4 separate regions of the Homo sapiens genome follow, and all the other regions are linked to region 3. Evidence: chromatin loops called from intact Hi-C (ENCODE). Cell type or tissue: mammary epithelial cell. All regions are shown on one strand.

Region 1 (5,000 bases), 470 kb before region 3:
CCGGCCGTGGACAGGAGAGCGCAAGCTGGTCCTCCAGCACCGTGAGGAATTCAGCGTGGACAAGAGGAAGTTCCGCAGGGAACATCCCACAGGCAGATGCTGAGGGGAGGGAGAGGGAGCCAGGAGGGCATCCACAAGGAAAGGGGAGCCCTAGCAAGCTCAGGCTAGAATAGGGGCTTGTCCCACTGGCTGGGCAAAAGGCCAAGGGATAACAGGGGTGGACACTGTAAGACTGCTGGCCCACCTTCCTGGATGGTCATTTACTGAGATTTTCCTGGTTTTTCTGTTGTAGCTTTTAAGTATCTAGTGAAATGTTGTTGGACATTTAGAAAGTTTCCTTTTTTTTTTTTTTTTTTGAGATGGAGTCTCACTCTGTTGCCCAGGTGGGAGTGCAGAGGCACAATCTCGGCTCACTGCAACCTCTGCCTCCCGGGTTCAATCAATTCTCCTGCCTCAGCCTCCTGAGTAGCTAGGATTAGAGGTGCACGGTGCCGCGCCTGGCTAATTAATTTTTGTATTTTCAGTAGAGACAGGGTTTCACCATGTTGGCCAGGTTGGTCTCGATCTCTGGACCTCGTGATCCACCCGCCTCAGCCTCCCATAAGTGCTGGGATTACAGGCATGAGCCACCGCACCCGGCCTGGTGCCTGTTTTCCAAAAGTTAACATGTGGCTAAGTCACCTGGGGACTTGGTTCAAATGCAGATTCAGATTCCATAGGTCTGGGGTGGGGCCAAGAGACCTGGCCTTCCTGAGACTGAAGCCATAATGCAGTCTGTTGGTGTAGGATTTTATCTTTGCCACGTTAAACTCTTTGCATAATTTTGATATCTTAACCCACAATGATCAGAGATTTTAAACATTTAATATTTATATTTTACTTCCTTGGCTGCAAATCAGCACTTCCAAACTCTACATGTCAAAGCCCACATGACCACTAGTGGTCGTCATGGCTTGTGGTGGTCACGGCTTGTGGGGGTCACAGCTTGTGGCTGTAGTGGCTGCTGCGGCATCACTGCCACCCTGGGGGCAGCCAGGGTCAGTCATGGACAGGGCACAGCTGCCCCAGACCCATCCGCTTGGCTCAGTCTTTTACTAGCAAGCCGTGTCCCTTTGCGAGTGGTAGGTGGCCTGCAGGGATCAGTAGGAGGCTGTACGCTTGATTGGTGAATCTCCCCACAATTTTAATTTGAGGCAAAGAGCCAAACCTTGTCAATGCTGAGTCCTTCCTTCCCCTCCCCAGCTGGACCTACTCGATCCCTTCAGTTTCTTGGATTCTGCCCGACATTCACCTGCTTTGGGTGTTCTGTTTCCCTCAAATAACAAGGACTCCTTATCTGTGCAGCACTCAAGATCACAGTCACCTTTCACAGCGTGGACAGAGTTCACGAGTCAAAATACAGGACACTCAATTCAACTGCAGTTGCGTGGGACATACTTACAGTTACACTAAGAAAACATCCATCGTTGATCTGAAATTCTGATGTAAGGGAGAGTCCTGTACCTTCCATGGCCTCCCTACAGCAAGGTCAGCCTAAGTGGGCAGGTGTGAGCCTGCCGAGCTCTCCACCATGGCTCCCTCTTCAGGGAGTTCCTTCCTGGCCTCGCCAGCCTGTGGTGCAGTATGCGTGAGGCAGAACTCAACCCTCCTCATTCGAGAGAACTTCCCATTCCTTCTCTCCGACTGCTCTCTGTCATTGGAACAGTCTTAACAGTAGTGAGATGATATGAGGGTTTTTATCCCCACATGAGAAACTCAAGAACTGCTGGTGTGACCCTTTTCAGAAGGCTAGAGCTGCCCTTCCAAAGGGGAGCTTCTTGCTCTAATTGTAGCTGCAGCGTTCAGCATCGCCTTCTGGTACCCAGGCTCTGGCCCCACAGGCAGGGGCCCCGCTGGCACCTCCATATCAGACACAGATCACGCCTGCTTTCCCTCCCAGATGCAGCAATTTTGATCCCGCAGGAACCTCTGAGCCCAGGGTACCCCCACAAACGCTTCATTCCCTCAGTCTCAGGGATGTGCGCGACAGTGGGGGCAATAGTGACCCATGCAGGCCATGTCACTGCTCTGAGCCTCAGTCTCCCGTCTGTAAAATGGTAGGCAGGCAGTCGGGCCACAGCTTATTCTGTAGCTGAGCCTTGAGGCTGAGAAATGAAACCTGCATCTTAAAGAATGCTACGTTCTTTCTTCCCCGACTCATCTCTGCACTATAAAGTTTAATGTTAATAACATGATGACTAAGTCACGGATCATGTCCTGTAGGGAAAATGAATTGGAGTATGACGCCAAAAGCCCTATGCCAGGTACTTACTAGCCATTATTTATCTAAGCAGCCTTTGGAAATCAAGATTATCTCCACCATTTTGCCAATGAAAAAACTGAAGTTCAACAAGACTGCTTTTGAAGGTTATGAAGAAAACCCAGACTTTCCTGCCTACACTGGGTGCGGTGGCTCAAGCCTATAATCCCAGCACTTTGGGAGGCCGAGGTGGGTGGATTGCCTGAGCTCAGGAGTTCAAGACCAGCCTGAGCAATACGGTAAAACCCCGTCTCTACTAAAATACAAAAAATTAGCCAGGCATGGTAGTGGTGTGCACCTGTAGTCCCAGCTACTTGGGAGGCTGAGGCAGGAGAATTGCTTGAACTGGGAGGCAGAGGTTGCAGTGAGCTGAGATCACACCACTGCACTCCAACCTGGGCAACAGAGTGAGACTCTGTCTCCAAAAACAAACAAATAAAAAAAGCCTTTCCTGCCTAAAGTCCACGTTCCTTCCAGTACCCGCACTGTTTGTCTAGAAGCCAGTTTCTAGCACGAGACCCGGGAACAGCTCAGCACGATGTCCGGTCACAGCACTTGACACTTGAGCTAGGCGGTGGGAGCAGAGGTCGGATGTCCGAGATCTGCTGGGGCTGAACTGAACACCTGTTGAATCATGCTTGTCTAGTAACAGCAAAGTCACCAGAATGCAGAGAATGAGCATCCATCACTTTGCAGGTTCGGAGGACCCGGCATGTGACGGGCAGCAGTACTCTTCCTGCTCTGCAAAAGAGCCCCTACATGTGGCATTTAAGGGCTTTCTGCCCCCTCCTCTGCCCAGGCTTGCTATCACGTCTCCTGGGTCTCCTGGGATCTAGTCTAGAACATTCCAGGGGGCACTGCCCACCTTCCCTAAAAGCTGTGGGATCTTATGCTGAAGCCTCTGCCTGCTAATTGACTCCGGCTTTTCCTTCTATCCCTCATGAGAACCATGGGCCAGGGCTGAGGCTGAACACATGGAATTGGGCACGGGTCCCCATCGAGAGCTCCAGAAAGCCCAGGCTGCATCTTGCTCAGCCTGGCTGGACGCAGAAGGTGTGTTTGTTCTTAAGATATCCTAATACATAACAAGCAATGTGCTCTTCACAGAAACAGCTGCAGTGAAAAAAAAAAAAGATCACACAGCACTAGAGCCCATCTTGGGAGGTGACCTCAGGTCTCACACCTCAGTATCTCCAGATCCCCAATGCTAAATGTACCCCATCAGGGCGTTTGAGACTTTCCATCAAGGAGAATTTAGCTATATAAATTTAACATTATAGATTTAACTACACAAAACAGAGAAGTCAGCTGTTTGTCTAAGCTTTCAATGACAGATATTTTAATTGTGGAATTTTTAAAGCAAACAAAGCAATGGAAACTTCATTTTTATTCTAGACCAGTCTATCCCAGACATGCTGATTATGGTTGGCTGTGCTGAGTCCTCATTTACCGTATGAAATGCAAATGTCTGTCAATTGCAATGCCTGGGGCCAAGCCAGGCCAGTGGACTTGTGTGCAGTTCCCACCGGAGCCAGGAGCTGCTCAGACAGCAGACCCAGCCCAGTCCACTGGGTTTTGCAAACACAGGCTCCCTCTGCAGCAGCATGGGCTTGTGGAAGGGAGGCATGCCGCCGCCAGCATGCATGCCAGGGGTCCGGGGTTCTCCCCGTGTCTGCAGAGGTGAGGGGTACAAAGTGAGCTGGAAACAAAACACTGTGTTCCCCCTTGGCCTTGAAGAAGTGCCTCAACCAACTCCTCGCCAGCTGCAGAGTACTCAATCTCCTCACAGAAAGAATGTGTACAAAAAAACTAGAAGCTTTTCTTTTTCCCAAATGGCTGTTGAATTTATTTGCTTGATCAATAATGGTCCTGGCAAAAATTAGTTAACCAATGCTGAGACATTTGTAATGAAATACTAATTTTAAAAATCCATGACACCTTGATAGAAATTAGAGTTTACACAAACAAAAAAGGAACCTTCGATATTGCCAGCAGCTATAAAGTGAACGTACTGAGACCGACAGGACAGCAAGAAGGCATTTGCACATTTATATCTGACACCCGACCATACTTTCAGTCACCAGAATATCTTCTCTCCAGATTTAAAAAAATAGTATGCTGATTTCTATAACAAAGCTTTTTTTCGTACAAAAATCAAATAATGGCCAACGAGTCACAACAGTGCAATAGGTAGAGGATTAAAAACTGCATCAAACAGGTGCTGAAAATAAATACTACCTAGGAGAAGGAGGTGAGAGCCCTCGTGTGGGGTTTGTTTTCGACCCCTTGAGTGTGTGTGGGGTTTGTCTTCCGAGCCACGAGCCTGGCCTGTCTCGCGGTGCTGTTCACTCTGACAGAGTGCGCCTGCAGCACGTTGCCTCCAGGGCCCAGCCTCCCAGAAGCCTCAGAGCATCAGAGCATCCGTCTCATCGGATGGACCAGAAACAAGAAAATGGGGTGGGGTGAATCACAGCTATCATTCAAAGGAAAGGAATTTTTTTCTATTGCTCAATCTTGTCAATTGGGAGTCCACCAGTAGGTTCACTGAGATGATATGGATAATTTCAAACTTTTGTTTAAGAGCATATATATGGCTTATTCAGGCAAGGAGACGTGTACATTCTAGCCCAAGCAAGCAATCGGAGTCATTCTGTTTTTAAGGAAGGTCAGTCGTTTAAAAGATTTCTGGTTTGAACAACAT
Region 2 (5,000 bases), 420 kb after region 3:
CGGGCCCTCACTGTGAAGTGATTAGGAGGATGTGTGGACAGCCTGCCAGGAGTGTGAACACACATTATAACTTGAGTCAGAGGGGCCACGACCAACACAGTCTCTAGCCTTCCTGACGATCTCACAGGGGCTAACTGAAAAGCCCTAACTTCTGAGTGACCACGGCCAGTGTTAACTTTCTCTGTGAATTCATCCGAGCAGAAAGTGAGCAGAACCAATGTTATTATTTCCAAAACAGTGAAAACAAGGCCGAGGTTCTGTGTAGTGCCTGTCTGGGCTCATTTGGTATCAAATCATTAGCCATATATGAATCGTTCCTTTTTTTTTTTTTCCTTTTGAGAGAGACTCTCTGTCACCCAGGCTGGAGTGCAGTGGCACGATCTCAGCTCACTGCAACCTCTGCCACCCGGGTCCAAGCGATCCTTCTGCCTCAGCCTCCAGAGTAGCTGGGATTACAGGCACATGACACCATGTCTAGTTAATTTTTTTGTTTTTTTAGTAAAGACGGGGTTTCACCATGTTGGCCAAGCTAGTTTCTGATCCAAGTGATCTGCCCACTTTGGCCTCCCAAAGGAATCATTCTTATTATGCCAATCAATCATTTAGACCACAATCTAAAGGAACACTCTATGGGAAGATGCTGCAAACAGTTGTCCGGTAAAACACAAAGTCACATATTCATTGGATTGAGTTTAACTTGAGCCTTTGATTCTTGGAATGGCTCCTAGCAATGGTGTTGGCATCTGCTACTCTCTTCCAATGACTGTCTAGGGAAGCCCAGCTGCCAAGGAAGGAGGCTGAGCATACTACAGCTTCCTGCAACAACACGGGTGACTCCCACAAACATCGTGCTGAGCAAAAGAAGCCGACCTGAAAGAGCGCTCCATGTATGGTTCATTTCTGTCAAGTTCACAACCCAGCAACCTAATCCAGGGGGTTAGAAGGGCGTGCAAGGGCACTCTTGAGGTTCTGATCCTTTTCTTGTCCCGGGCGTGAATACAGTCATCGTGAGGAAAATTTATCAGTTGAACAACTCATGATTTGTGTTCTTTTCTTTATGTATGTTATACTGCAACGACAGCTTACCAATACAAAACAGAACCAAACCAAAACCCCCCAGAGGAACTCGCCCTTGAGAAGCCCTGGTTCCCCCAGCCCAGAGGACCCTGGGCCCCTGGGAGCCACAGCTGGCTTCCCTGATTGTTCCCCACTAAGAGGCCAGGAGAGAACTGTCTTTTTCTCAACTCTTATTTCTTACCACCTGCCCCTGCTCACCCCACAAAGGCCTCTCCAAGCATACCCTCTGCCTAATCTCCATTGCCCAGGAGAGAACTGGAGCAAAGTTAGTATCCTTTCCTGACTCCCTAAACCTAATCATTACTTGCCTATCATCAGATAGCAAGAGAAATCATGCTCTCTTCTAGCTGGTGTTAGTTAGATCCCAACTCTATGGTATCCTTGCCCAGGCTATCTACGTACAGAATTCATTAGAGCATCTACTCGATTCTCCCTCTTTTTCCTTTGCAGAGACTTTTTGATACTCCCTGCTTTTTTGCTGCTGACACTGCACTTGAGAGTGCTGAATCTTCTTCTTCTTCTTCTTTTTTTTTTTTTGAGACGGGGTCTTGCTCTGTTGCCCAGGTTGGAGTGCAGTGGTGCGATCTTGGCTCACTGCAACTCCACCTCGCGGGTTCAAGTGATTCTCCTGCCTCAGCCTTCCAAGTAGCTGGGACTACAGGTGGCTGCCACCCCACCAGCTAATTTTTGTATTTTTTGTAGAGACACGGTTTCACTGTGTTGGCCAAGCAGGTCTCGAACCTCTGACCTCAGGTGATCTGCCCTCCTTGGCTTCCCAAAGAGCTGGGATTACAGGCATGAGCCACCATGCCTGGCTGAGTCTTCTTTAAACACTTTCCCAATCTTGTGAGGACAGTGCCACTTTGTGGAAAGTGGCCCTTGGCTACCCCTGTCTTTTGTGGATTCCTTATCTACGACCCTCCCTGCTGTGTCACTGACAGACCCCCCACTCCTGTCCTCAGCAGGTCCTGTGATATATGCCAAGGTCACGAGTCACAATCTTTGAGTGTAGTCCATGACTAAAGTTTAAAAAGCAAATGCCAAGTAGATTTAGTGAATAAAATACAGTTTTGTCTTCCTTAAATGGCACCTAGAAAAAAAAAGCAAACAATAAATGTTATCAAAAGAGTTACCTTTAAAAATTATTGTACACTGTCTACATTTAACATTTCTTTGTGCTTAAAATTCTTCAGCCTTCTAATTAGGGAAATTCCCCTGAGTTCCAACTGAATTCATTGTGTCTGTTCAAATTGCAGCTAAAATGTAGGGCATAATTTTTAAAATTTACATTCCTCTTCTAAATTATACCACATCCACATATTCAAAGGATCTATTTTAATTATGTATGTTTTTTAAAATAATAAAGATTCTAATTTAGAAATAATTGTACAACGTATAAATGATAGTCTAACCTGAATTTTTTATCATTCGTGCTCTGCCTCCTCCTAGTGGAAATTTTGTATAATTGCACCAACTCCTCAGCGATTATTATAACACCAGGATTATTTAGAGTCCATATAGTTTCCCAAGAGATTTGAGGTGGCTTAATGAACATACACACTATAAAAAAGTAAACTAAATAAGTTGAAATGCAGGTTTACAGTGTATTCACTAAAGGTAATAATGGATTCCATGAGAGGTTTCCTAAAGTTGTTTCATTTTGGATGAAGGCATGACACCAAGTCAGAAGACAATTCCTGGAGTCAAGACCATGGGTTTCTTCATGCAGCTGTGTCTGAGCTGTCTTGACCTGGGAAATAATGCTAAAAGAAAAGAACAGAGAGTATGACTTTCAAACTATGCTCCACGGGATTTTCGATAAAGTTGAGCAGCAGGTATTTGAAGCTGGTATTCAATTTCAACAGCTTGGAGTGTGGGCAATTTGTGTAGCTGATTAAGAGCAATCCGTATGTTTTAAAAGCACCAAACAGATGGTAGGACTGCTGTCATTTCTGGTGGAAAATTAAGAACCTAATGAAAATGCTAGATTCACGAGATGACCAGCCGGGTCTTAGTATTCAATTTATTCACAATCACTTGATACTTCCATTGGCTTTTGTCAAATAGGCTGTGGTAAGTTATTTTGGGATCAGTCATGGGGGGAAAGAGAAGGAAACTGACAAAGCAACAGATATTTAAAAGAGCAGGGACTATGTTAGTAACCTTCATTTTGCTATCTCCCTTATTGTCACAACAATTCTATCAACCTACCTCACAAAGCCAAGTGGGGTTAGGACTTTGCTGAAAGAAAGATTTCTCCCTGTTTTCTTCTAGAGGATTTTTAGCTTTAGGTGTCATGCTTAGGTCTATGATCTTTTTTGTAGAGAGTGCAAGGCGTAGATTGAGGTACATTTTTTTTACATATGAATATCTAATTGTTCCAGCTATTCACTGAAAAATCTATCCTTTCTCCATTGAATTGCCTCTTTCCAAACTTGTTGAAAGTCAATTCACCATATATGTATGACTCTATTCTGTTCCAGTCATCTGTATGTCTATCCTTTCTTCTCCACTATTTTTTTTCTTTTCTTTCTTTCTTTCTTTCTTTCTTTCTTTCTTTCTTTCTTTCTTTCTTTCTTTCTTTTTTTTTTTTTGAGACAGGGTCTCACTGTGTTGCTCAGACTGGTCTTGAACTCCAGGCCATCCTTCTGCCTCAACCTCCTGAGTAGCTGGGACTACATGCACGCACCACCATCCCTGGCTTATCCCTTATGCCTTGATTACTGTCGATTTATAGTTAAGTCTTGAAATTAGATAGTGTGGATCTTCCAACTTTGTTGTTCTTCAAAATTGCTTTAGCCTTTCTAGTTTATTTGTTTTTATATATAAAGTTTAGAATTAGCTTGTTGATTTCTACAAAAAATCCTGTAGGGATTTTGATTGGATTGGTGTATCTCTCTCCACTTGTTTAGGTCTTTGATTTTTTTAATCAGAATTTTGTAGTCTTCAGCGTGTAGATCTTACATATATAATTTGTTGTGTGTGTAGGTGTGTGCGTGCTGTTTAAATAGTACTTTGAAAAAATCCAACCTTCAAGTGTTTATTGATAGTAAATAAAAATACAATTAATTTTTGTATGTTGACCTTGTATCCTGTGACCTAGCTAAACGCACTTATTAGTTCTAACAGCTTTGCTGTAAATTCTTTGTGAATTTCTATGCAGACAATCATGCGAATAGTTTTATTTGTTTTATTTATTTGTTTCCGTTAATTTCTTCTTCTTGCCTTATTGCAGGCTATAAACTTTAGTATGATGCTTAACTTTTTAAAAAAATCCTTGTATTGTTCCTATTCTTAGAGTTAAGACAAGTCTTCCACCATCAAGGATAAGGCTAGCTGTTGTTTTGTAGGTAACATTTACCAGGTTGAGAAAGTTCCCTATGTTTTTTTTTTTTTAAATAGCTTTGGCAGTTTGTGTTCTTTAGGAAATTTGTCCATTTAATCTAAGTTGTTAAATTTATAGGCTTAGGATAGTTTGTGCTGTTTCCTTATTATTATTTATTATTATTATTTTTTGAGACAGAGTCTTACTCTGTTGCCAGGCTGGGGTGCAGTGGTGCAATCTCAGCTCACTGCAACCTCTGACTCCCTGGTTCAAGCTATTCTCCTGTCTCAGCCTCCCGAGTAGCTGGGATTACAGGCATGTGGCACCACGCCCAGCTAATTTTTGAGAGATGGGGTTTCACCATGTTGGTCAGGATGGTCTGGATCTCCTGACCTCATGATCTGCCCGCCTCGGCCTCCCAAAGTGCTGGGATTACAGGCATGAGCCACTGCAACTGGCCTCCTTATTATTCTTCAGTGCCTGTAATGATTTCTCCTCTTCCATTTCAGTTATGGATAATCGTCTTCTCTCTGTATTTCTTGGTGAGTGTGGCTAGAGGCTTATCGGTTGTGTTAATTTCGCTGGGCATGATGGTTCA
Region 3 (5,000 bases):
CTTTCCTGCTAGTGTCTCTCATAAAGCCTCTTCTTTTGTTTCCCCGTAGAATTAGTAATTATGTGTCTTTGTGCTTTTTTATGTAATGTCTCTCTCCTGCTAGACTCCAAACTCCACGTAGGCAGGGAGCCTGTCTGCTGCTCTCAACTTTGGACTCAGCATCGAACATAGTCCCTGGTGCTTAGAAGATGCTCAACAAATACTTCACAATTGAATGAACACATGGCTATGCTGTCATAGAATTTGAAAGGTAATGGACAATGTGATAAATGAATATGGCATTAGGATTTAGCATGGGCTGGAAGCAGAGGCTCAAACCTATAATCCCAGCACTTTGGGAGGCTGAGGCGGGCAGATCACTTGAGCCCAGGAGTTCGAGACCAGCTTGGGCAATATGGTGAAACCCAGTCTCTACAAAAAATACACAAAAATTAGCTGGGCGTGGTGGTGCTACCTGGGAGGCTGAGGTGAGAGGCTTGCTTGAGCCTTGGAGGTCCAGGCTGCAGTGAAACATGATTGTGCAACTGCACTCTAGCCTGGGCAACAGAGTGAAAGCCAGTCTCAAAAAAAAAAAAAAAAAAAAAAAAAAGATTCAGCATGAATAAGACCTATATTGCCATGCTCCCAGAGCTGTTATGAAGAACCCATTCCACATTGGGAGTGAGAGCATTACGGGTGCTCACAGTCTGTTCTGGGTTACTCTTGTCCTTCTGTGCTCCTCTTCACGCCCTCCAGCTCATTCCCCACGTGCAGATGAAGAAAAAGCAACAAAGAGCATCTAGTACATTGAATGCCTGGTAAAAAGGCATCCTCTTCCTCATCAACATGTATGGAGCATTCATGGGTACAGGCTTCAGGCCCACAGAAATGAAAGGCAAATAGCTTGAGTCGGAATCAATGATTAGTTCTTCCCCGGCTCTGTGACTGCGTAGATGTATGGTCTTACATGGAGAAGTTTGTATCTTAGAGTCTCTATAGATGCCCCACCCATTTCATACATCTATTAGGAATACGAAAGGTGCAGAGGTAAGTGAGAATGCTTCTTATGCTATAAACCTGTGAACCACCACATGGATGTGAGTTACTGTGTGGTGTAAAGAATAACAAAAAATATTAGATATACTGGTTTTGCTGTTTTTAACAACTGAAAGTGCTACTATTAGGTGTCTTACTAATTGTATTCACAGTAAGAATAATGAGCAACTTGATCTTTCTACTTTGAGAAGAATGCTTAATTATAGATAAGAATAGGTAGAAGTGACCTAAATTCAAAAATATTTCCAAAATCAGCAATTCATGGTCAAGATGAACTTAGCACTTAAATTATGTGACTCATTAGTAATAACTTTCTAGGTTGTGCCATACTAAAATTCATGTTTTTCTCTCATAGTTATGTATTATTCTATAACAAAACACTTTTATTTTTCTGTTTGTAAAAGTAATATGTATTCATAAAGATTCAGATGATATAAAAATGTCATAAATTAGCAAGAGAAAATCATTTATAAATGTCTTCTCTTTAGCTACTTCAAAAAATATTATAAAATAAGTAAAACTTCTAAGTTAATATAAAGAAATTTTATGAACAAGCGTTACCTGTGGGGATTTTAATCTCTCATACATGTGGTTATTTCAAAAGAATATGATCACATTGCATAAAATGTACATTTTTGTTTATGATACATTTCTAACTTATCAACTATTAGTTCTTGCAGGGAAAATGTCTTGCCAATATGTACTTGAGAAGACCATCCTTTTCAGTTGAACAACAAGAACCAAAATGTTAATCAAATATGTCCAGTGACTTTACAATTTGCAGAGCAACTGAGAAATATAGAAATTGGGCTGGGCATGGTGGCTCACGCCTGTAATCCCAGCACTTTGGGAGGCCGAAGCGGGCAGATCACGAGGTCAAGAGATTGAGACCATCCTGGCCAACATGGTGAAATCCCATCTCTACTAAAAATACAAAAATTAGCTGGGTGTGGTGGCACGTGCCTGTAGTCCCAGCTACTTGGGAGGCTGAGGAAGGAGGATCACTTGAACCCGGGAGGCAGAGGTTGCAGTGAGCCAAGATCGTGCCACTGCACTCCAGCTTGGGCGACAGAGTGAGACTCTGTCTCAAAATAAAAATAAAAATAAAAATAAAAGAAATATGAAAATCGTTAGTAATGGGAATGATGTGAGGAACTCAGTATTTTTAAGCTGTTAGATGGTAGGGGGCGAGAGATAAAACCTTCACGGCATATGCTTACCTTGTAGATCATTAATAAATACAGGCAACACTATGGCTCTGACTTTACACAGCAACAGTTCATCTACATTGCCACAAGGAAGTAGCCAGGGATATTACTAATTTTAAATACCAGCCCGTCAGCAAGAATGAAGCTGAAATTCAGGGCTGTTCCAAGAAAGGGCAGAAACATGCCAGGAGCGCTGAGTAAACTTTCAGTCTGAATCCATGTGAATTACTGGGGAGTCCTGGATTTCGAAATTCTTTTGCGGTTCACACCACCCACGTGTCAGTAAACAGGCTAAGGCTAAGGCTACTCCTGTTCTATATTGCCACCTAGTGGATAATGATACCCGCGTTCCTTCGTGCATTTGCTTCAGAGAGACTTGCCCTAGTTAGCAAACCAGCTGATGAATATTATTTGAGACACAAATGAACTAACCTTTGAGTTTGTTTCCTTTGGACTTTGAGATGTCTGTTTACTGAAGCGAATGTGGCATTTCATCATCTTCGATCAGCCTGTAGGAAAAAATAAGCAGCATTTATAAATGGCATCTCTTCAAGAATTAAAAATGCATAAAGGTGGTAATATTTCCACTGAGTAGCCGTCAGTAATTAAGTTTTTAAATTTCTCTTTTTCTCCTTCTCTGTCTTTCCTATTTACTTTTGAACCTTTAATTACTATACTGTGTCATTTCAGGCAAAACAATGCTAGACCCAGGCTTCAGGTTCCATTGTTGTAGAAACAACGTATTAGTGGATCCTGATATCAATATGAGCAGCATCAAAAAAAGGAAAGATCTATTTTATTTGTTTATTTATTTATTTGAGACGCAGTCTTGCTCTGTCACTCAGGCTGGAGTGCAGTGGCTCGATCTCGGCTCACTGCAAACTCCGCTTCCTGAGTTCAAGTGATTATCCTGTCTCAGCCTCCTGAGTAGCTGAGACTACAGGCACGCACCACCACACCTGGCTAATTTTTGTATTTGCAGTAGAGACGGGGTTTCAGCATGTTGGCCAGGCTGGTCTCGATCTCCTGACCTCGTGATCCGCCCACCTTGGCCTCCCAAAGTGTTGGGATTACAGGCGTGGGCCACTGAGCCCAGCCTAATTTTTGTATTTTCAGTAGAGACAGGGTTTTGCCATGTTGGCCAGGCTGGTCTCAAACTCTTGACCTCAGGTGATCCGCCCGCCTCGGCCTCCCGAAGTGCTGGGATTACAGGTGTGAGTCACCACACCCGGCCAGATCTATTTGAAATGATTTGAAGAGGCCAGGCGTGATGGCTCACACCTGTAATCCCATCACTTTGGGAGGCCGAGGCGGGTGGACCACCTGAGGTCAGGGGTTCGAGACCAGCCTGGCCAACATGTCGAAACCCTGTCTCTAGTAAAAATAGAAAAATTAGCTGGGCGTGGTGGTGTATGCCTGGAATCCCAGCTCCTTGGGAGGCTGAGGCAGGAGAATCGCTTGAACTTGGGAGATGGAGGGTGCAGTGAGCCCAGATCACACCATGGCACTCCAGCCTGGGTGACTGAGTGAGACCGTGTCTCAACAAATAAATTAATTAATTAATTAAATAAAAAATGATTTGAAGAACCTCTTTACTGTTTTCCACTGTATGGTCCCACTTACCGGAGATATCTAAAATAGTCAAACTCATGGAAGCCAGGAGTACAATGGTGATTGCTACTGGGGAAGGCTGGGGAAGGGGGAATGGGGAGTTGTTCAAGGGGATACAATTTCAGTTATTAAAGATGAATAAGTTCTAGAGATCTGCTGTGCAACATTGTGCCTATAGTTTACAACATTGTATTGTACACTTAACCTGTGAAGAGGATGGAGCTCATGTTACGTTTTTACCACTTTTTTTTTTTTAAAGATAATTAAGGAAGACTATGAACAAAAATAAAAAAAGAGAAAGATTAGACTAGAATCTAAAATGTCAGAAGGGGCTGGGCATGGTGGCTCATGCCTGTAATCCCAGCACTTTGAGAGGCTAAGGTGGGTGGATCACTTGAAATCAGCAGTTCGAGACCAACCTGGCCAACTTGCTGAAACCCTGTCTCTACTAAAAATACAAAAATTAGCTGGGTGTGGTAGTGCATGTCTGTAATTCAGCTACTAGGGAGGTTGAGGTGGGAGGATCACTTGAACCTAGGAGGCGGAGGCTGCAGTGAGACAAGATTGCACCACTGCACTCCAGCTGGGTGACAGAGTGAGACTCCGTCTCAAAAATAAATAAAATAAAATAAAATAGAACAAAATGTCAGAGTGCTTCTCACAGGTAGAGTAAGTGTTGCTCTGTGAAACTTCTGTTGCACACATGTGTATTTGTGTATACTGAGGCATGATGTAAAGGGCTTTTCTTTCTGTAGGTCAAGTTCAAAAATGTTTAGAAGCTTCTGTTCTATTGTTCTAAAAAATCAAACTAAAGCTAAAATCCTCCTTGTATTTCAAATGAATTAGGTTTTCTTGTATATAAACAGGTTTTTATATATAGAATGATATATTCTATATATATATTCTAGATATAGAATATATCATATATATATATTTCCTTTTTTTTTTTTTTTTTTGAGACAGAGTACTGCTCTCTCACCCAGGCTGGAGTGCAGTGGCACTATCTCAGTTCACTGAAGCTTCTGCCTCCCAGGTTTAAGTGATTCTCCTGCCTCAACCTCCTGAGTAGCTGGGACTACAGGTGCCCGCCACCACGCCTGGCTAATTTTTGTATTTTGAGTGTTGGTCAGGCTGGTCTCGAACTCC
Region 4 (5,000 bases), 440 kb before region 3:
GAGAACTAACATCTCCAGCAAAAGGCAGTATTATTATTAGCACTGTCCATGACAGTAGCATAAGTCGGGCTGACTACAGCACATTGCCACAGGTTAGAGAATAAACCCAAAACTCAGCAGAGCAGGAGTTCAGCCCCTAGCTGTTGCAAGGATGGGCAGCAGCTCTGTCTGAATGCTTTTACACACAGAGAAGAGTTCTATGACTCTGAATTTCCAAAAAAAATGCAGACATTAAAAGTAGGTCAGAGACAAAAAGAATCCTTTGAACAAAGCTGTGGAAAATTTTCAGAAAAACTTTTACCTAAAACAAAACTAATTCATGGCTATTAAGACCATGTGAGAGAAGCAACTTATGTTATTAATGTTTAAATGTTTAAAACTCAATTCAGTATATTATTATTATTATTTATTTATTTTTTTTTTTTTTGAGACAGAATCTTGCTCTGTTGCCAGGCTGGAGTGCAGTGGCGCGATCTTTGCTCACTGCAACCCCTGCCTCCCGGGTTCAAGCTATTCTCCTGCCTCAGCCTCCCAAGCAGCTGGGACTACAGGCGTGCGCCACCACTCCTGGCTAATTTTTTGTATTTTAGTACAGACAGGGATTCGCCATGTTGGCCAGGATGGTCTCAATCTCCTGACCTCGTGATCTGCCCACCTCGGCTTCCCAAAGTGCCGGGATTACAGGCGTGAGCTACCATGCCTAGCCAATTATTCATAAAAATCAAATATTTGTTTAAATATATTTATATAATACTAAGGAGTTATAAACTCAAATTCAATGCCTAATTTATTTAATTTTCTATAAAAAAGTAACATTTTACCAAAAATACTCTTAAATAATGGCATGTAATCTAGTGGATTATGTAACGGTTTTCCCAATTATCAAAAATATCTGCCCTTTCTCAGCAAAACTTAAGTATCAAATCTACCTTCTAGAATTGCGTATGAACCAACTAAATGAAAAAACTAAGTCTATCTCTCTATATATTCCACATGTGTATGACTTAACAACTCATCATGAAAGTACTTGTGACCAACAAGTATTATTATTATTATTTTTGAGACAAGGTCTCAATCTCGCCCTGGCTGGAGTGCAGTGGTACGATCATGGCTCACTGCAGCCTCAAACTCCTGGGTTCAAGTGATCCTCCTGCCTCAGCCAACAATTAACTTTATAAAACAAATCTCTAAACAGAAACTGATGAGGTACCAAGACACTGAATAATGGGAATGTAATAATTTGGAACACAGATGCTGCTACAGGTCAGGGCTTTCATCCTATCCTGGTATAAAAGTCATACCGCTTTCTAAGAAATCTTTTTACTTTTAAATAATATACATATTGCTTGATTTAGATACCCAATCAAAACACATTCTTTCCAAGTATGAAATTTAATTTGTATACATATGGAATAAAGATAAATAGAAAATCCATTTTGCTAATATACGTAATAGTTGCATGTAGCTGACCAAAGCATTCACATGTGGGGCCTAAACATTTACTGCTTCTTGGTCTTTTGGCTAAAGTTGGGTGTAGTATCTGTTCTAGGATTTCTGGAGCAGGGAGATGGAACAGAAGCTTGCTTGGACCACTCCATGTATTGACCGGGTACTGCACTAACTCTAAGAACCGCGCACCAAGAAAACCAAAACCAAAACCATGTCATGCCTCTTAGCTGAGCTAAGGAAATGCATTATATGACTGTGTCCATAAACGTGTCTCTTGGCCAAGAAGCTTCCTTCACACAGTTAACCTTTCTTTTCTTGCTGATGGCCCTCATACCACTGAGCCTCTGCTTAGAGAGGAAAGAAAAAAAAAAAAAAAAAAGCAGGCGCCTGGGAGTGGTGGCTCACTCCTGTAATCCCAGCACTTTGGGAGGCCGAGGAGGGCAGATCATCTGAGGTCAGGGGTTCGAGACCAGCCTGACCAACATGGTGAAACCCTGCCTCTACTAAAAATACAAAAATTAGCTGGGTGTGGCGGCAGGCGCCTGTAATCCCAGCTACTCAGGAGCCTGAGGCAGGGGAATCGCTTGAACCCAGGAGGCAGAGGTTGCAGTAAGCCGAGATCACGCCACTGCACTCCAGCCTGGGCAACAGAGCGAGACTCTGTCTCAAAAAAACAAACAAACAAAAGAAAAAAAAAAGCAGGGTCTGAATGCAGCCCTGTTAAGCAATGCTGCCAGTATACTTCACTTTGTTTTAGTCCTGGCTGCTGCAAGCTATGAACAACTAACGTGAAATCCTCCTAATGGAAGGAAATATTAAAAAAACAAATGCCAGAACACCAAAGAAAGGCTGGGGAGAGGGGTGGATTTTTGTGCAACTGGTAGGATCAAGGAAATGAATAAGGCTTAGGATCCAGGCCAAATTTTCCTCACAATAATTTTTCTTCCTTCGAAAAATGAAACTGAAGTTATTATTAAAAACCATCAAGTGAAGTGCACATTCCCAGTACCTGATACTCTGTAGATGCCTTCACACTTCATGCCATACTTCTCTACGTAATCTATACATTCACGGAAAACGGCTGGCAGCCGAATGCCATCATACATCATGGTCCTCTCTACTGCATCAGCCAAAGGAATTCCAAAAATGGGTTTGAGATTTGGAACATCAATCTGAGGCACCTCTGGCTCCTGAATTGGCTTTTTCTTTTTCTTCTTTTCCTTCCACTGTTTAACAACATCAGCTGCTGTCAAGTCTTTTGACTTCTTCTCTTTATGTTTTTCTTCTTTGTGCTTTTCTTCTTTATGCTTTTCTTCTTTGGGTTTCTCTTTTATTTTAAAATCCTTTTCCTTCTTTTTAGAAAAGCTGGGCTTCTTGAAAACATGGATTCCCTTGGACCTCTTCATTTTAGAAGGACTTTCTGCCTCATCTCCAGAGCTATCTTCCTGAAAGGCTGCATAGCCTTCAGCTGCCAAAGAAACAGAGACAGTATAAGTTATATGTTTGTTTAATGTCAAACTGTCCATATGCTTTCTAAAAACAGAACCAAAAAACGGTGCCACCTGGCACCAGCTAATCTAGCTTTTCACTTCTTGGCCAATTCCTCCTGGGCACTCCCAGCAAAGAAATGGGTTTCTTCTCAAAAAGAGATGTTGCAGTGACATCTCTTGACCACAAGAGGGGGACAAATAGATAGCAGTTACCATCCTTACAATATTAGGAGGGGAAACAGGGTTTATATTACATATGTGTGTAAGTGGAATTCAGGCAAACCAAACATTAGAGATACACCTGAAAGGCTCTACATAGAGGGCTAATGGAATGAATCCTTTTCTAAAGTAGACCGAGCATCCTTTCATCACGTGAGTCGTGTCCTCTAACATACTACGGGTTGAGTATCCCTTATCTGAAATACTTGAGACCAGAAGTGTTTCAAATTTCAGATTTTTCTGGATATTTGCATTATACCAGTTCAACATCTCTAACCCAAAAAATCTGAAATCCAAAATGCTCCAATGAGCATTTCCTCCAAGTGTCATGCCAGTGCTCAAAAAGATTCAGATTTTGTAGCATTTTGGATTTTCGGAATAGGGATACTCAACCTGTGTTCACTTTACCTACCCTAGCTTTTCCAGCTAAGTGCTGCCTAGCCTATAACTTTAGGCAATCTCAGAGAATGACGAACTGCACTACTGTTTATGTGTTTCAGTTATTCTCCTATGACACTTCACTCTCCTGTCACCAGCTGCTAAGTTCTTTATGGAGACTGCAGCAGGAACTGCAGACTCTTTTAAGTAGAGGATTGAACTGAGAAATTCCCTCATCTTTAGATGGTGGCCAAATCCACTGGGCCCACTTCCCTGCATCAGAAACCTCTGGTTTTTCACACACTGACAAATGTGCCCAATTGCTTTACCAACCATGTCAGAGTTGTCATAGTTTGGTTTTGTTGTTTTTTTTTTTAATATCTGTAACTCTCCTAATTCTTTTCCTTAGCTAGCTACCTTGCAAGCTATTATATAAAAGATAACAGCTATTTCCTAAGTTACCCTCTAACTAAAATACCATGTACCCCACACCAACCAGAATGGCAAGAATCTTAAGGACAAAATACCATGATGCTTTAGCAAGTGGAATATTCATACATTGCTGGTGAGAAGGTAAACTGGTACAAGCATTCTGGAAGACTGTTTTGCAGGGATCTACTGAAGCTGAAATACACATGGCCTACAAATGAGCAATTCCACTCCCAGGCATAAACATAACAGAAATACAAAAACATGTACACCACAGAAGCACTATTCATAACAGTCAAAAACTGAAAACCACCCAAACAAGCAACAAAAGTAGAAGAGATTAATAAACTCTAACATATAATGCAATGAAACAATATCTAGTGCAAAGATGAACAAATTACTGCCACATGGAATAACATGAATCAATCTAACAAACATGTTAGGTTAAAGCTGCCTCCTCATGTATTTTAAGTTTGGCCTAAAGGTTTCTCCGAACATAGGGAACTGTAACCTAACTGGATGTGTACACAGACTGTAATCTACTCTTGTACCAATTACAGAGTTTTGGCCAATCACAGGGGGGCAACTGTTCAAACTGCTCAAATAAGGCTAATGCCATGCTATAACCAATCCAGCTGTTTATGTACCTCACTTCTGTTTTCTGTGTGTCACTTTACATTTTCCGTCCATAAATATTACGTGACCATGTGGCAGCCCCAGAGTCGCTCTAAATCTATTCTGGTTTAGGGGCTACTGGATTCCCTAATCGTTCTTTGCTCAATTAAACTCTGTTAAACTGGCAAGGCAGGGTGGCTCACACCTGTAATCCCAGCACTTTGGGAGGCTGAGGTGGGCAGATCACTTGAGGTCAAGAGTTTGAGACCAGCCTCACCAACATGGTGAAACCCTGTCTCTACTAAAAATACAAAAATTAGCCAGGCATGGTGGCGGGTGCCTGTAATCCCAGCTACTTGGGAGGCTGAGGCAGGAGAATCACTTGAACCTGGGAGGCAGAGGTTGCAGTGACCCGTGATC

The links. Hi-C counts contacts between places; a loop is a spot of excess contacts. Peaks named below come from ENCODE experiments on the same cell type or tissue, not always from the same donor. Only the 100,000 strongest peaks of a DNase experiment are listed, where the experiment ranks them.
Region 1: a loop joins it to region 3, with 9 times the contacts of the local background. A loop is called at or near these places in 2 of 110 quality-filtered maps.
Region 2: it touches region 3 in a loop (12-fold over the local background); 3 of 110 quality-filtered maps call a loop at or near these places.
Region 4: a loop joins it to region 3, with 15 times the contacts of the local background. A loop is called at or near these places in 57 of 110 quality-filtered maps.

What each region holds. Positions count from the first base shown.
Region 1 is chr18:9,536,725-9,541,724 of GRCh38, reverse strand. It overlaps RALBP1 (ralA binding protein 1), which reads right to left. Exons shown (of 10, transcript NM_006788.4): 10 at 3,611-5,000. Among named protein-coding and RNA genes, the nearest start is that of RALBP1, 64 kb to the right of the region's middle. In mammary epithelial cell, no CTCF peak of the experiment used is centred here; DNase peaks (open chromatin) are centred at 2,244 and 4,804.
Region 2 is chr18:8,652,217-8,657,216 of GRCh38, reverse strand. No RefSeq gene overlaps it. Among named protein-coding and RNA genes, the nearest start is that of RAB12-AS1, 18 kb to the right of the region's middle. In mammary epithelial cell, CTCF peaks have their summits at 1,979 and 2,531 (motif pointing left); no DNase peak of the experiment used is centred here.
Region 3 is chr18:9,071,348-9,076,347 of GRCh38, reverse strand. No RefSeq gene overlaps it. Among named protein-coding and RNA genes, the nearest start is that of NDUFV2, 29 kb to the left of the region's middle. In mammary epithelial cell, a CTCF peak has its summit at 2,580 (motif pointing left); a DNase peak (open chromatin) is centred at 2,467; H3K27ac peaks cover 603 bases.
Region 4 is chr18:9,514,762-9,519,761 of GRCh38, reverse strand. It overlaps RALBP1 (ralA binding protein 1), which reads right to left. Exons shown (of 10, transcript NM_006788.4): 3 at 2,459-2,917. It also overlaps the pseudogene RNU2-27P. Among named protein-coding and RNA genes, the nearest start is that of RALBP1, 42 kb to the right of the region's middle. In mammary epithelial cell, a CTCF peak has its summit at 3,124 (motif pointing right); no DNase peak of the experiment used is centred here.